Regions from separate parts of the Homo sapiens genome. Here region 1 is linked to region 2. Evidence: read pairs that join two places in POLR2A ChIA-PET (ENCODE). Cell type or tissue: CD4-positive, alpha-beta T cell. All regions are shown on one strand. Links, peaks and the distances in the headings refer to the core of each region. The heading gives the core; the rest is flanking DNA. Region 1 overlaps CACNA1I (calcium voltage-gated channel subunit alpha1 I). Region 2 overlaps GRAP2 (GRB2 related adaptor protein 2).

What was found. Peaks named below come from ENCODE experiments on the same cell type or tissue, not always from the same donor. Only the 100,000 strongest peaks of a DNase experiment are listed, where the experiment ranks them.
Region 1: POLR2A ChIA-PET joins it to region 2 with 5 read pairs; 2 of 35 experiments call an interaction of 5 or more read pairs at or near these places.

The regions. Positions count from the first base shown.
Region 1 is chr22:39,608,039-39,616,923 of GRCh38, reverse strand. The region is part of intron 3 of CACNA1I (calcium voltage-gated channel subunit alpha1 I); the gene reads right to left. Among named protein-coding and RNA genes, the nearest start is that of CACNA1I, 42 kb to the right of the region's middle. In CD4-positive, alpha-beta T cell, for the core only: no CTCF peak of the experiment used is centred there; DNase peaks (open chromatin) are centred at 3,563 and 3,853; H3K27ac peaks cover 443 bases.
Region 2 is chr22:39,921,411-39,930,295 of GRCh38, reverse strand. The region is part of intron 1 of GRAP2 (GRB2 related adaptor protein 2); the gene reads right to left. Among named protein-coding and RNA genes, the nearest start is that of GRAP2, 25 kb to the right of the region's middle. In CD4-positive, alpha-beta T cell, for the core only: no CTCF peak of the experiment used is centred there; a DNase peak (open chromatin) is centred at 3,705; H3K4me3 peaks cover 3,065 bases; H3K27ac peaks cover 1,533 bases.

The DNA.
Region 1 (8,885 bases), core at 1,681-6,680, 310 kb after region 2:
CCAGTCTAGGACTATTGGCTCTCAGTTAAGTGAGGACACCAACCATGGCCCCTGCCCCAGGATAGGCTGGGGGACAAGACTGCCCTCGTGCACAACTCAGCCCCTTGATGACAAAGAGTGTTTTCTTTTTCTTTTCTTTTTTTTTTTTTTTTTTTTTTTGAGACAGAGTTTCACTCTTGTTGCCCAGGCTGGAGTGCAATGGCACTATCTTAGCTCACCACAACCTACGCCTCCCGGGTTCAAGCGATTCTCCTGCCTCAGCCTCCTGAGTAGCTGGGATTACAGGCATGCACCACCATGCCCAGCTAATTTTGTATTTTTAGTAGAGATGGAGTTTCTCCATGTTGGTCAGGCTGGTCTCGAACTCCCAACCTCAGATGATCCACCCACTTTGGCCTCCCAAAGTGCTGGGATTACAGGCGTGAGCCACCGTGCCCAGCCGACAAAGAGTGTTTTCTTACACTTTGTGTTTCTCTACAACAAGGGGTGGCAGGAAGAGACTGATCCCAGGGTCCTCAATGAGATACAAGTTGTGACTGGATGTCAAAGGGGGGGCCCACGATGACCCAGTTAGTAACTTTAGGATCTGAACACCTCCCAGACCCCAGCCTTGCCACAGGAGGCTGATCAGACACGTGTGCTCTCGGCTACAGACTTGGGCAACCTCCCCGCCATCCGCCCCCATCTTGGAGGGGAACAGAAACAGCCGCTGCCTGGCAGTGCATTTGAAGCTCCCAAACACTCTGAGCTGGTCCAAATAGGGCAGGCCTGGAGCAACACATTGGCCCAGCCCCTTTCCTTCACGCCATACATGACCCTCTGGGTCTTCAGCACGGGAACACACCTGCAGTCTATGTCTGCGGCAAACATTCCCCAAATTCCCCTGAGAATCCACCAGGTGCAGCCCTCAGACCCCGGTGAAAAGCTCCCCCAAGAAAACGTTCCTGTAGAATCTGGTGTCAAGATCTTAGCTCTGAGCTTCCTGGCAACCAAGTCAAAAAAGGAAATGTGATATTACTGAGTTCTTAGCAGCATGAAAGATCTTGACACTGTAGATCCTTCCAGGGAATCCATTTGCTTAAATGTTTCTCCTGGGTCCTAACTCTCACTTCTCCACTTCATGAACCATTTGCGGGTATTCTGCGGTGGCCGCATCTCCTGCCTGGGGGAATAAGAGCATATAAATGCATTCAGTGAAGAAGAAACATAGTAGCTGCACAGTGAAGAATCGTGTAGTTCTCATTCTTCTCTGAGCAGAAGAGGATAGAAAGGAGGACACAGGACAAGGATGGGGAGAGAGGAGGGAAGAGGGAAGAGCACTTAGTTGGGAGGGAGGAATTGTGGGTTTAAGTCTGTGTCCTGGGAACCTCACTGTCTTGACAATGACTCAATGCACCAATTGGCCCAACCTGGGATAGCTTGCTGACAGTTCCACTCTCCCTGTCCTAGCCCGGATCACCCTCCCTCTGTCCCGACAGTGGCACAAGCCTCCCAATTGCCCTCCTGCCCCTTGCTTCCTCCCCTACAGCCCTTCCTCAGTCAGCAGAAATCTCCTAAACTCAGACCTAGCTGTGTCACTCCCACTTAAAACCCTCAGTGACTCCCCATTGCCTTCAGAACAAAGAGACCTTCAAGGGTCTCCATAATGTGGCCTCCGTCCATCTCCCCCGAGTGTCTGCTCACCCTAGGTGCCATGTCAGGCATAAGCACCACGTCTCAATTTTTGCTGAGGGCCACCTGGGATGGAGGAAGCTATCTCCCTCCCCTTCTCCTCTTTCCACCCCAGTGACAGCCAAGACAGCTGGGACTTCCTGCCCACATTCCAAAAAGAGAAGGTAAGGAAGGGCCGCCTTGTGGGCTGACTCCCCTCAGGCCCCAAATAAGACATCGCTTACAGGAGTGAGAAATTAATTCCTAATTACACAGTTACTTTCTCACGCAACTTCAGTGCTAAAAGTCTAAAAAAGAAATCAACAAAACCTCCCCACTACCTCCTGCCAGCTCCTAAGCGCTTAATTAGGTAAGTAATGTTGCTTTAAAGAGAGCACTTCCATCCTGAAGTCGCCCCAGGAGGAGGTGGCTGTCTTCTGGGGAGAGGGGCTCCCGTGTGGTCAGACTGGTAGAGGGGCCATGCAAAGGAGGGCAGGGAGGGTGGACACCATTTCTTCCCAGCACCCTCTACTCCGACCTTATTCCTTGAAGAGCCTCCCTCCCTGGCTCCTGGCTCCTAGCAGAGGTCCAGAGACCCAGGCCTGGTCCACCAGAGGATCCCATGCCCCCAGCTGGGCCACCATGGTTGGTTCAGGATAGGCACGTGATCCCAGGTGAGCCACAAAGGCAGCCCAGCCCTTAAGCCAGGACTGCAGGGAAGAGCCCTTCTCCCTGGCTAAGCAGCAGCCTGCAAACCCGGAGGCCACCTTGGCTCTGTGGTGGCCTGAGAATTTTGCCAACACAAAGGAAGGCTGAAGCAAGAGCTGGAGAGAGGCGGGCTCCTGACCACATGCTTGGAGGACCTCCCTCCAGCTGAGCCCAGATCCCTGACCTACCCTCTGCTCTCCCCGGTTACTTGAGCCAGTGCCTTCCTTTTGGGTTCTAGGTCCTGCTTGTACTGTGTTTCTGTCAACTGGAACTCAGGGTCCCGGTTGGTTTAGAAAGGTTATCTGAGCACTCGCTACCTGCCGCAAGCTTCATACCCCTTCCCTCAAGTACTCCTCTCTCAGCTGGATTACAGCACCCACTGCAGATGAAGAAACTGAGACAGAAGGGGCCCATGTCAGGCCCAGCATGGTGGCTCATGCCTGTAAGCCCAGTACTTTGGGAGGCCAAGGCAGGTGGATCACCTGAAGTCACGAGTTCAAGACCAGCCTGGCTAACATGGCAAAACCCTGTCTCTACTAAAAATACAAAAATAAAAAAAAATTAGCTGGGCATGGTGGCGCACGCCTGTAATCCCAGCTACTCAAGAGGCTGAGGGAAGAGAATCGCTTGAACCCAGGAGGCGGAGGTTGCAGTGAGCTGAGATTGCGCCACTGCACTCCAGCCTGGGTGACAAGAACAAAACTCTGTCTCAAAAAAAAAAAAAGAAGGGATCCATGTCCCACAGACAGGTACCAAGGGACCCAGGAGCTCTGTGTGACCTGCCCCCTCTCCCACTGCATCAGTCACCGGCAAGGCCGGAGCAGGCCAGCGCCTCCGGCTCGGGAGCGTTACCCTCTGCTGACCAGGTAGGTGGAAGGCACAGCGCCCACCACAGCACTAGGACCAGGGCCAGCATCCTCCAAGGCAGTGCTACCCGATGGTCAGAGTACAGAGCTGGGTTCCAATCCCAGCTCGCTGCTTGTGTCCCATGTGACTTTGGGCAAGTCACTGACCTGAAACATGTTCATATACAGATCCAGTACTCAGAACAGGGCCTCACACAAGGAACAGCCAAGAAATGTGAGCTATTATTGTATCGCAGCCTCAACTGTTACCTCAGCTCACACGCGCCCACGAATCACATGAGGCCCTCTCCAGACCCCACCCCCAGGCAGAGATGAGCTCTTCTGCCTGGTGTCCCACTGATCCTCTATGAGGGCACCTCTGGGCACCTGTCCCTGTTCCTCAGAGCAGGGGTTGGCTCAGAGCCCCTGCTGGGTCCCCAGTGCCCAGCCCAGGTTCTGACTTAGAGGTGGATTCCCTGTGTGAGTTTGTCAAACAAATAATTTGAGGGACAAGATCAGAAAAAAAGAAGAAAGAAAAAAAAAGCTTGGAGCTGACAAGAAGCCACAAGAAATGACTGAGATTTAACATCTTTCCAGGAAATACCCCGCCCAGGAGATGATTTCTGTGTGTGGCTGATAAAAATAGGGTGTTTCCTCAATCTTCACAAGGGGCCCACGGGGGCTTTCTTAAAATGTGATTTAAGATGTAGCTAATGGAAGGGAAGCTGAGATGCTGGAAATCACAGATCATCTGTCAGGAGGCAGCTCTGTGATGACTCAGGCTTGTGTTGGTTGGTAACTAGACCACCAGCCATTGCCAATATCCGGGGACCTAGCACACAGTAGGTGTTCTGTGGAGGGATGGAGGGAAGGAGGGAGAGAAGGAGGAAGGAAATAATAGAGAGGATTTGGGAGTAATGACATTAACCCTTGACTGTGGCCAGCACCTCATGATTTATGGGTCATTTCACCCATTGCTATGGTCTGAATATTTATATCCACTTAAAATTCATACATTGAAATTCTATCCCCCAAGGTGATGGTATTAGGGCCTTTGGGGAGGTGATTAGATCATGAAGGCAGGGCCCTCAAGAATGAGATTAGCACCTTTTTAAAACAGGCAAAGGGAAACTCATCTGCCCCTTCACGTGAGGACTCAAGTGAGGACTCAATGAGAAGACTCATCTATGAGGAAGTGGCCCCCACCAGACATTGAATCTGCCAGCACCTTGATCTTGGACTTCCCAACCTCCAGAACTGTGAGAACTAGATTTCTGTTGTTTATGAGGCACCCGGTTTATGGTATTTTGTTAGAGCACCCCAAACAGACTAAGATACCTGTCTTAGTCCATTTTCTGCTGCTATAACAGAAGCAGAAAGACTGGATGATTTATTTTTAAAAAAGAAATTAATTTGGTTTACGATTCTGGAGGCTGGGAAGTCCAACATCAAGGAGCTGCATCTGGCGAGGACTTTCTTGCTGTGTCATCACGTGGCAGAAGGGCAAGAAAGTGTGTGTGAGACAGGGAAGGGGCCAAACTCATCCCTCTCATCAGGAACCCACTCCCACGATAACCATCCCACTCCCACAATAATGGCATTAATCCATCCACGAGGGCTGAGTCCTCATGACCTGGTCACTTCTTAAAGGTCCCACCTCTCAACTCTGTTGCACTTGGCATTAGGTTGCCAACACATGAACTATGGGAGACACATTCAAACAACAGCAACACTCGCAGTTCCTCACACAAACCTATGAGGCCAAAGAACAGAGGTTATTAAGCCCAGTTGACTGACGCTCTGAAACCAACTCAGGCCAAGCTCAGAGTACAGGGGGGATTTGGGGGAAGAATGCTGGGTTGGCCACAAAGCTGAGGGATGGGCTGCAAAGACAGAACCCAGGCAGGTGGGAACCAGGGCAGCTCTGGGAACCTCAGTGGCAGAAGACCTGGACCTTCTCTCTCCAAGCCTCCATTTGGGTTACTTTACTCCAGTGGTTTATTTCTGGGTAGAGTTGCCAGATAAATAGAAGCTTCCCAGTTAAATCTGAGCTTCAGATAAACAATGAATAATTTTAGTGTATGCCTCATGATGTCTGCCTCCCGTGAAACTTAGCTCCATTACTCCAGAGTAGTCTTGGCAGCACGGCAGGTGAGAATGGCTGCTGGGAACCAGAGAGTGGGCTCTGTGTGGTGCAGAGATGCTTTTGGCTCTAACCAGAGCCTGGGGGAAATGTTCCTCTCAGGGGACTCACCTCACTGCTTTCTGAGGGCTAGTGAGGCAAATCAACGGCTTATATTTCAGCCTCTGGAAATGTACAACCCCTTCATGTCATGGGTGAGCACGAGCCCTGGGGGCAGCCAGACCTGAGCAATCCCAGATCTGATCCATAAAGGCTGAGTGTGTCCTGAGGCAGGCTACCAATCTCTCTGACACTCCATTTTCTCATCTGCAAAATGGTGTTAACAATACTAATTTCTGGGGATTGTCAGGATGTAACACCATCATGGGTGTAAAAAAGCCCAACTCAGTCAGTTAATGATAGTTCATGGTAGGCCACCTAAACGGCTTGGTTTCCACCAGCCAGGGCGCCCTTGTGAACTCCAGGAGTAACAAGGCCTGGCCTGGGATCCTCCCTGTCCAGCATCCCTTTCCAGCCTCCCTGACCAGCCTCCCCACCCTCAGCCACGTGATAGGGGCACAGCTGACACATCCTGCCAGGGGTGAGCCTTCACCTCCGTCTGGCCTATAGGAGCTCTGCCCACCCTACCCTCAGTGATTGGCTTAGGGATGAGCACATGCCCCACACCAGCCAATCCAGGCCAAAGAGGCTCAGTTCCCAGGACTGATTGGAACTGCTAGGAAAGGAAAGGTGTGTCTGAACTGGAGGGAGTCGGCACTGAGCCCCGAGCTGCCTGCCACCACCCTGCCACCGTGAAAGCTCCAGGGAGGGAAGTCAGCACAGACTAGCAGAGCTGTGGGATAGGAGCACACACCATCTAGAGACATCTTTCAGGATTCTAGAGCAAGCGGGCCCTGAAGCTGGAGACCTCTTGGCTTTTCAGTAGAGGAAACAGTTGACTCCCTTAAACCAGATTCAGGGTTTCTGTCCCACGTAACAGAGATAGTCCTTCCCGATTCATGATTGACCCGTGTCAGGCACCTCAGCCTGTGGCCAGAGAATCTCTGGTGACTTCCCCCAACATCACACATGGCAGCTACCATCCTGTTTCCATGGAAACGAGCCTCCACAGTGACCATCACCCTCTCTCCCATCCCATCCCATATGCAAATGAGAAAAACACACTAAGGTTCCTATTGGAACCTTCCCCAGTCCACGCCCACCCAACGGCAGCTCAGCTTAAAGAAAATGGCTCCAGATATCCTCTCCCCAGCTCTTTCGTGCCTGGGTGCAACAGACAGGAAACAAACATGTAATGATGCCTCCACGGCTCTGGGGACTTCAGGATGATGACTAGCCTTGGTCCTGCCCTCAGAGCACCCAGTGCATCTGAGCATCCACAGCCGCAGGGCAGACAGACCTGTAAGTCCAGGATAGATCAGAGTGTAAAGTCAATGACAAAACCAGAAGGGTCCCCTGGGCTTCAAGACATTCGGAGGGCTTCCCTTACCCACCAATAGTGCACACAGAGTTGTGCAGGAAGGCCAGCTCCAAAGGCTTCTGGGCATCCAAGTGATTGCCTTCTGATTCCCATGACCACAGCAGGATCTGCTGACAGGCACTGGGCTCTGTGGAGCTTGCCTAGGTTGGTATTGACGTTAGAGATCTCAACAGAGCCCTGCCCCTGCCCAGTCAGCACAGGCAGAGCTCCAGAAGCTCTAACCAGGGCTTGGAGACATGGTAGAGCCACGGCTTTGGCAGAGGGTGGGTGAAGAAACTGAGGCTCAAGGAGAGGAATGTGGCTGACTCGGAGTGCCCCCATGATGGGCGTTCTCTCTCTTGTGATCTTGCCTGAACCCAAGGAACAACTCTTGTTTGATTTAGCCAAGTTCAATGATGCTTTCTGCTTTCCTAGCCTTGCTGCCACTCAGGTGTCCATCAGACCCAGTTCTGGCCAAATGCACTAGGGAAGGGAAGGATCCCGGAAAGAAAATCTCATTTTCCTGATCCAAGTGGACATGCCCTGTCACTCTTCACCCTTCTTTCCTGTCTTTAATTCAGACATGACACCCACGGCTTCACCGGCTGCCTTGTGACCATGAAAGAAAGGCCTGGAAAATCACAAGGATGTCAGCCCCCACACTGCAGAACTATCACCAGTAACCAGAACTTTGTGTTATGTCAGAAAAACACGGATTCAGGATTTGCCTGAGCCACAGTTGGTTGGGTTTTCTATTACTTGCAGCCAAATGCATCCCTGACAAATACACCCAGCAGTCACACTGAACCAGGACCCAATCCTGGTGGAGCTGGTGGAGCTAAGCTCCCTGGGTTCAACTCCTGACTCTGCCCCTTACCAGCCTGTGACCTCAGGCAAGTTACTCCTGTCACTGCCTCATCTGTGAGGTGGAACTGACCACAGCCCTCACAGGGCTTGTCTGACCATTCAACAGGATGATGCACGGTGTGAGCACTCAGCAGTCAGCGTCCTTATTCTTATCACACTCCTGGAGGCATCAGAGAATTAAATTACCTTTGCCTTTTGAAGTCCCACTGATGGGGCACTTTGGAAAAAAGGAACTCTCAGCCAGCAACCTCAGCAGGGACATACCTGCCTGATCTTTCTAGAAAGCCCTAGCCCAGAGCTGAGGAACAATTCTTAGTGGCTTTTTGTTTCCCAAGAGTCTGTAAGAGTCAGGGTGGAGAAGCTGTTCCCAGCATTCCAGAGACCATGTTTCCAGGGTACAATAAATTTTTTTTTTCTCTTTTCTTTTTTTTTGAGACAGGATCTCACTCTGTCACCCAGGCTGCAGTGTAGTGGCGCAATCTTGGCTCACTGCAACCTCCGCCTCCCAGCCTCAAGCAATCCTCCCACCTCAGCCTCCTGAGTAGCTGGGACTACAGACACACACATTTTTTTTTTTTTTAGCTGTGGTTTCACCATGTTGCCCAGGCTGGTCTCAACCTTCTGAGCTCAAGCGATCCATCCACCTCGGCCTGCCAAAGTGCTGGGATTACAGGCAAGAGCCACTGCACTCAGCCCAGGATACAAGTCCTAACCCAGCCTCTCCTTCTCACCCTCTAGCCAAGGTGCTAAGTTACTAATATTACTTTATTAATACTATTAATGATCATAGAAATTCTTTTTTAAAAAATGTTTTAAAGAAATGGGCTCTCGCTATGTTGCCCAGACCGATCTCTAACTCCTGGGCTCAAGATATCCTCCCACCTCAGCCTCCTGAGTAGCTGGAACAATTGACACACACCACTGGACTGGGTGATCACAGAAGTTCTTTTTTAGAGACTGAGACTCTGTCTCCCAGGCTGGAGTGTAGGAGTGCAATCTTGGCTCACTGCAACCTCTCTACCACCCGGTTCAAGCTATTCTCCTGCCGCCCAAACAGCTGGGACTACAGGTGTGCGCCACTGCGCCTGGCTAATTTTTGAATTTGTATTTGTATTTTTTTTTTTTTTTTTTTTTTGGAGATGGAGTTTCACTCTCATTGCCCAGGCTGGAGTGCAGTGGCACGATCTGGGCTCATGGCAACCTCCGCCTCCTG
Region 2 (8,885 bases), core at 1,472-6,471:
CTTAACTCAAGGGAATCACTGTGAATTATGACCAGTTGGAAGGGGGCTAAAAGACAGAAAAGAGTCTAGAATGGTGTTATCCAATAGAAATAGAATGCAAGTCACAAATGCCAGCCATTATGCCATTTTAAATATTTTGGTGGCACTTTAAAAAGTAAAAGAAAATTATTTTTAATAACTTATTTAACCCAATATGTCCAAAATATTATCATTTCAATTTGAAATCAATATAAAATATTATTGAGATACTTTGCATTATTTTTTCCAAACTAAGTCTTTGAAATCTGGTGTGTATTTTACACTTACAGCACATTTCAATTTGGACAAGCCACATTGAAGTACTTGGGACAGCATAGGTCTAGAACGACTCTTGAGTTCCTGCTGGGGGCATTAGGGTAGATGTTGGTAGCATTTTCTGAGATAAGGGAATACAGAAAGAGGAGATAATTAAAGGGGTGTTTGAAATGCTTGTGAATGATCTATGTAGAGACTCCCAGTCAAGGATTGGCTATGCAGGTATAGAACTCAATAAAAAAGTCTGGGTAGAGCTATTAATTTGGGTGCTATTCCAATATAGATGATTGTGAAAACCCTGAGTAAGAAGGAATTCACCTAGAGAGATTATGTAGCAGGACTGAACCTTTGGAGACAGCAGGGAGGGATGGGACACCTTGGTCATGCGGAGGAGTTCATTTGTTCAGCAGGAGACGCATCTCCCCTTTGAATGGGAAAGAAGGAGGACAAAGATGCAGAAGGTAAGTTTGTATAGGTAAGGAGGGTGAGGAGAGGCAGGAAGTAGGTGGCTTTCTAATATAATGTTGGCAGGGATTCTCAGCTCATTCTATTATCTTTCTTCTCTTCCACAGAAAAGGGAATGCTAGCTTTTAACCATGACTATTCACAAAATCTATACAAAGAGGCAAACAAAATGTAAATATTTGTCCAGCCAGGGACATAAGCCAAGATGAACACTCCTTTTTCATGTCACTCCACTCATTCCCTCCTCTCTCTCTCTCTTTCTCTCTTTCCCTCTGTCTCTCAGGAAATTGCAAAAATAGTACAGAGGTCCCCTGTACTCTTCACCCCACTTCCCCTAATGGGGACATCTTACATCACCATAGTACAGTATCAAAGCTAGGAAACTGATATTGCTACAATACCATTAAAAAGACTTCCATCTTCTCTTTTACAACTTCCTAGCAGGAAGTATCCTTAGTAAAAAACATAAAAATCTGTGAGATGTAATGTTCAACCAGGCCAAGAGCTTTATGTGTGTTCAGGAGGTTTTATCTCTGTAACTAAATGACATGCATCAAATACCACACCAAATGCCACCTAAATGCTCAGGTAAAAATTACCTTCTTATGACCATATATAATTTGCACCAACGTTATGTGGTTAGACCAGGCTCTTCACTGTCTGTTTGGCTTTATCTCATTATGGAGAAGAGCAAAGATGAACAGACAGCTCTGTTGTTCCCATCAGCATCTATAATGAGGAATGTGTGACTCAAAAGAGAGCAGCAACGTGCCCAAGCCTGCACTACTGTACAAACCAGGTCTTGCTAACTTTAGAACTCATGTTCGGTTTATGACATCGCACTATCTCTTGGTAAATGGCTACTTCATACCCCTGTCTACACAGCAGGAAAACCAATGGATTAGGAGGGAGTTAGTATTCAGATGGGTGACTCCAATTCAACTTTCAAGTGGGGAGGAACCCATAGCACCCAACACAGTAGGCTCCTCCATAAATGCCAGGGATTTAATCAATTCAGCTTACTAAACAAACAGACTCAAATAAGTTGGGCACGTTCCTTAAAAGCAGAATCAAGCAAAGAAAGCTCTGAGAAATCTCTGTGCTTCAAGGAGACAAAAGCCAACGAGAGAATATTAAGCCAACTTGAAGGGAATAGTGGCTATCCATCTGCCTCTGCCATGGTTCAACCAAGGTGAATAACCCATTTATTAGCAAAGAATGAGAGAAGTCCCAGTATTTTCATGTAAGTGGTAATTTGTTAATGGGTAAACATGGAATGAATTTCTTTCTCCCTTGGAGATAAATGAGCTCTGGTTCTCAAAAAACAATATTTCTGGCAAGAGATAGAAGACAAAAAAAAAGAGGTGTTTCATCCATTAAGATTTGGAAAGCAAAGGAAATAAGTGTATTTCTGGAATCTGGGTGAAAGGAGTTTGGCCTCGACAATTTCTGAGCAGCCGAAGGAGGAAAATGGTCGCAGAAAGAGGCAGGAACATGGGTGGTCAGATGCCTTTAGGGACAGTGATCTCTCTAATGACATTTCTCCCATCTGGGCTCCCTATTTATTTGTGGACCTGCACCTTCCTACTTACATCTCCACTTGTGGTATCCATAGTACCAGTAAGAAAATAGTTTTTGTCAAATCCAGGAAGGCAGGCCTGAGAGCAATTTGCAGCTGTGAAGACAAACTATAGGATGAAGGAGACAGAAGGACAGGGTCCCCTTACCCTGTTGTAGCCATTGGGAAGGGGCCTCAGCCCTCAAGTGGTGAGACAGGGCAGCACACGGGGGATGGTGGAAAAGAGCCGAAATGAACTTGGCCCCGGAAATGGCCATTATCAAGTAGTCATGGGTGAGAGGAAAAAAAAAAGTCATGCCTTAGATCGATTGGGCCTGGATGGACCAAGGTTGAAATCCAGCCATGAGATCAGTTTTGTTTACCTCTCCCGATGCGATTAGGCCATTCATATCCGATCCTGACCATTTGTTTGAGGAAGAAAAGATGCAGCCTGCATTTTGAAATCTGGGCAGATGCTTAAAAAGACCTTGCTCTCCATTCAGACAACAGGAATGCCACCAGATGTGACTTAAACATGTCTGCTTTTCAGCTGTTTAAATGTGAGCAATTCCTCCCGTCACTAGCCCACTGCAAGGGACTGTTTTTTCAGGGTCTTTCAATCCCAGGGCTGATTCACATCACAGGTATTCCCAAAAAGCTCCACAAATCAACAATGAAATAAACCCAATGCCAGACCAACTTGCACATGCCGGCGGGCCGAGAGGATGGGAGGTCCAGTCAGGGCACTGTGCCTCACCATCACTTTCCACTACAGAGAAGGTAAGTGGGGATAGCATGGCCGGGGGGGCAGAATTAAAACGTGATCAACGTGGCATCTGCTTTTTCTTCTCTTTTCAGCTCTCACAGAAGTGAGCATGAAAAAAAGAGAAGAAGAGGGGAGGAAAAATGAGAAGAGACAAGTTTCTCTCTGGGAGAAGCAATTCTAGTCCTGAATTCTCAACTGTGCATTCCACCTCAGAAAGCCAGTGACCGCCTCTGCTGAGCACAGGGTGACAAACTGGGCTGGATCCAGGCTGGAGCCAGGCAGTGGGTGGCAGCTTCTGCCTCAATCTTTCTGCAGTCTCCCTTCCCCATTCCAATCACGATAAATATATTTATACTTACTTGATTATGTCAGCCAGACAATACTCCCCTAATTGGCAGTGATCAGGGTTCCAGAATTGTTTGGGCGAACCTGCTGTCTCTCTATCAGGCAAAGCGATAAGGGGCCGCTAATGCAGTCCCCATTAACAATTTCCAGTGGAAAAAAAACCAATCCCCCGACTCATGCATGGCAACGAATTTTCCAAACAGCTCCTGAGAGCCAGCGATTGAGGAACTCAGACTTAACACGAACCGGTCCAGCATAGAATGCTTTTATGACTTTTCCCCACCCCCAGCTAGAGCATGTAGAAAAAACCATAGCCACTTCCTTATGCTCAAGGTTCTTTTGTTCTTTTGCTTTTTTGCTCTTTTCCTTTTTTTTTTTTTTTTCTTTTGTTGGGCTTACGGAGCTAACTGTCATTTTTGGTTCTTGGTTCTTTGTAAATTTCAGGGACATCTGGCACACAGTTTATTTCATTTGCTAGCTCTGGTATTTGTAGATACGCACACTCTCTGCTGCGTGTGCATGTTAACACTTCACATGTATAATTTATGCATGCATAATTTGGAGCTTGAGAGGATAGGCTCATTTTGATGTTTAAGTGTAACTACACAGCGCCAATTCAATTATAAGTAATTACTCAATAAATATTTACCAAATGAATGAATATACCAAAAAGACAAATATGCAACTGTCATTCATTTATCAGACATTTCAATACCTAGTGTGTACCAGGCACCGTGCTAGATGCTGAGTATTCAATGATGCATACCCACAGTTCCTTTCCTCAGGGAGCTCACAGTTGAAGGACAGGAGGCAGACATATAAATAGACAATTGCAAGACATCATGGAGGCAAAGTGACTGAGCCCTATGCAGGGTAGCATGGAGCTCCAAGGAGGAAGCTTGGTCCACCTAAGGGAGGGGCTGAGGCCATGGAGAGTCTCCTGGAGGTGATGAGGCCTAAGAGGGGAGGTAAAGGCTTCAGATAATGAGGACAGCACAACCAATGGCAGGATGCAAGAACTGATAGGGTGTTGTGGAAAAGAAGCAAGGCAGAGATGAAGTCGGGGACTCAGGGAGGTACCGGATCTGGGGGGCTTGGTGTAGAGTAAGGGAGAGGAGCTTCAACTATCTCAATTAGGGCAAGAAAACACAAACAGCTCCTTCATTCGTCCAAAATGCTTCTGGATTGCACCACAATTGGCACACGCACACCTCAAAGCAGAATTTGGACTGGCCTCAGAAGCACTGCTGGAGCACAGGAAGATCTGAGGCCACATGCTGAATCCGTCATTAGGGAGATGAGCAAGAGTTAGCTTATTTCTTGGTAAGTTGAGGAGGTGGACTTGGAGGGCTCCAAGCTTTTACATCTATGCTGCCTGGATTCTTTGAGGTTTGTGTACAGGCTGCACTTGGGCCCACTCCAAGTCCAAACTGGGGTGCTAAAGGAATGAGGCTGGTTCCAAGCAGCACACAGGATCACAATATCACTGTCTTACAGTGCAGAGACAGTAGGCACATTGAGGCAGAATTTCATATGAATCTGTAAGAAGTATTCACAGGAATGTAATGTATGATGGAGACATCCCATTGTCCCCAGCCTGGGTCAGGGTCTCATGATCTCAAGTCTGAAACATGTCCAATTAATTTGGAGCACTGATCCCTGCTAGATTTAGTTTCTCAAAAGCACTGTTCAGCTCACATCATTTCTACTCAAAATCTCTTAATAATTCCACCTTGCTTGTAGAGTCAAGTCCAAAGTCCTTAGAGTGGCATGGCATTCAAAGTCATCCTCAGTCTATCCCCACCCTGCCTGCCGTAACCCCCACCTGAGCTTTGATTCACAAATGTTCCCACCACTCTGCCTTTACTCACTCTAGCTCCTGACTCTTCAGGTCCAGCTCAAATTCAAGTCCATCTCCTTTAGGATTACTGTCTTGTTACTCCTGTCCTCTTCTGAACCAGTGCAGAGCTTACTATGTTGTTCATTGGTGACTATTAACTTCACTTTGTGGTTTGAGTTTTACTTCTCCAGCTACCTTGTAAGCCCCAGAGGATGGGAACCCAGCCTCACTCCTCTTTGCAGTCTATGGACTTAGCACATTGTCCTGCTCACATTAAATATTTGCTGATGAATGGGTATCCTACATTGTCACTTCTTTTTTTTTTTGAGACGGAGTCTCGTTTTGTCACCCAGGCTAGAGTGTAGTGGTATAATCTTGGCTCACTGCAACCTCCGCCGCCCGGGTTGAAGTGATTATCCTGCCTCAGCCTCCCGAGTAGCTAGGATTGCAGGCGCCCACCACCACGTCCGGCTAATCTTTTGTATTTTTAGTAGAGATAGGGTTTCACTATGTTGGCCAGGGTGGTCTTGAACTCCTGACCTCAGTTGATCCACCCACTTCGGCCTCCCGAAGTGTTGGGATTACAGGCATGAGCCACCGCGCCCGACCATGCATTGTCACTTCCGTGAGCCTACTGCGTAAAACTCATGGAAAGTACGACCGTGGTGATGATTGTCACAGTGCTACTGCCCGAAGTTCTTTTTCCCTCTTCTAGGAAAAAAAGCGAATCTTGGAGAGAGAGGCTTGGTATGATTACTTGGGAGTAATAAGAATGTGAAACATTTCTCCCGCGATTTATAAACAGTATTTTACATGCATTTCCTGGGAGCTTAAAGTTCATCCAGAATGAGTATTTCATAGATCAAAGGAGCATATGTGCAATCCACCAGGAGGAATAATCACTCTGCTAAATTTAAAGGGAGAATGATTGAACACTCCAGCCTGAAAGTAGAGATGGTTTAACGTCACATGGCTGGAGAAGAACATGAGTGACTTACTTAATTTCTGGCCCCCTACGTTCAGTTTTTATGGTACATACGCCAGTGAGCAGCACGTGGGATTTTTCATAAAAGAGGAACTGGCATTAAATCAATAAGGAAAATCACCATTTCCCTACTGATCCAATGGCATTTAAGGAAGCTGAGCCCTGCCAATATGTACAACTGTGCAGAATTTGTAACCGGGCAGTGAAAACCACCATCTAAGCTGGCAGCTGTGACTTTCCCAGAAGTAGAGCTGCAGGGAGAAAAGTAGCTTTTAAACTTCAGTTCCATTTTTGCAAATTGGATCTTTTTGTAAAAACTGTTTTAAGTCCAGATTTGTTTGTTGTTTTCCTTTTCTTTCCTCATTAGTAAAGGAAATGACTGTTTCTTTTTACTCAGATGGAAATTCAATCATTTACTCGATAATTGGGAGTCAAACTTAGTTTTAAGGGCTAGGAATGGAGATGAGGACAAAAGAGACAAAATCCCTGGCTTCAGAAAGCTTACCTTCTAGTGGGGAGGCAGGGGAGACAATTAATAATCTTGAACCGTAGATATATACTATGCTAGGCATAGATAACTGAAATAATGCTAGCATCTCATATTTGAAAACACAATTGCCAGAAAATGAAAAATGAAACCTCCTGCATGAATACTATCTTAGCTCATGTATGTCCCATATATTAAGAAGTATTTTAAAAAGAATAGCTAGTAAGAAATACACACATATTGCTCTTTGCACATGAAGTTGGCCTTCCCTACTGACCTTCAGCAGAACAGATGTCTCAGAGGTGCATTTCTGAGAGATGGATTTGTGCCAATCTATATATTTCATTCTGGCACTATCTGGCACCACTGCCCTCACAGTTATCCAGGCCAGAAATCTGGAAATTTCTTCTGGACTCCTCCGTGTCTTTTCCTCCCCTTTCTCAAATCTGGTATCTTCCACTAATGGGTCTCTAAACACTATATTTTAAATATACCTGAATTTTTTTTTTTTTTTTTAACTGAATCTCACTCTGTCGCCCAGGCTGGAGTACAGTGGAGCAATCTCGGCTCACTGCAACCTCCGCCTCCTAGGTTCAAGCAATTCTCCTGCCTCAGCCTCCCGAATAGCTGGGACTACAGGCGCATGCCGCCATGCCCAGCTAATTTTTTGTATTTTAGTAGAACGGGGTTTCACCATGTTGCCCAGGCTGGTTGTGAGCTCCTGAGCTCAGGCAATCCACCTGCCTCGGCGTCCCAAAGTGTGGGGATTACAGGCGCGAGCCACCGCACCTGGCCTAAATATACCTGAAATTGATTTCCATCTTTCCATCAGCCCTCCTTTGTGTGGGCTTTATCGTCTTTCCCCACAACCCTGGCATCCTACTTCTCCTTCCTGACTCTAGGCTCAAATACCTCCATTCTCCCCTCCTCATTGCTTCCAGAGTGATTTGTGCAAAACAGATCAGACTGTGCCATGTCTCTTCTTGCACTCTCCTCTGGCTCTGCACACCTGCAGGATAAAGCTCAGGCCTCCTAGCCTGGCCTTGGCTGACCTGGGTAGCTTTATGACTCTGCTCCCTTCCTTGACCCTGTGCCTCAGTCACAGCAGCCCCATGTAAGGCATGTAAGGTTACCTAAATTTACAATGTGCAAATCATCCCTGAGTGTTTCTTCTTGGACTATTCTCCTTTTTGTACTCCTCAATTCTTGCCATCCTTTAATATGGTGCAAATGTTACCTTCTCTGTAAAGCTGTTCCCTGAGCTTAATCCTCCCTCCCTTCTGCCCCAAGGGTACCCTGGCCTCATCTTCTCATTTCAAGTATGGCACCCAATGGAAAGGCATTTGTAATGATTTGTTTGCTTGTGTGTCTTCTCTCTCAAGCTGTAAGCTCTCCCAACTGAGAAGTATCTTCTTTGTGACTTTACAGCATAGCCCAGCCTCTGGCATACAGCAGTCACTTAGTAAATGTTGAATGAATAATGAATGAATGACCTATGGTCTCTTCTGGTTTGGCTTGTGCTAAACTATGCATCTGAGAATTAGGTGGTTTTGGCAATATGATGGAGTGAAACCAACTGACAATATGATGGAACTCAACTTTGCTCTTAAGAATAAGAAGTTTTGGGGAGGCTTAGGCTGGAGGATTGCTTGAGCCCAGGAGTTCGAGCCTGCAATGAACTATAATTGTGCCACTGCACTCTAGCCTGGGCAAAAGAGTGAGACCCTGTCTTGCAAAAATAACTAAATAAATAAATAATAAAAATAAAAACAATGGGTTTTAAACATTTGAGCTAATGGACCACAGATGATAAGGAATTTCAGTAACACATTTTCCTAGACAATATTTCTGTGTGTACTACATCTGGAGATGGTTCAAATAAATGATTAAAACATGTAAAACAGAACCATTAAGTAATCTAGATCATTTACTACAAAAGAGAAACTTGAAGAGACTTAATAATGGTTTTTAATAAAAGATTGTACTCCAAGGATGGCTAAACATCCTCCTTCTCCACAAACACAAAATAAGAAGAAATGAGATGAAAGCGCTTCAAAGATTAAAGTCAAAAACAAAAAGGAATTGAATGGTTTCCTGCCAGGCAGTGTAAACCCATTTCAAGTCACTATTACAGATAACTCACAT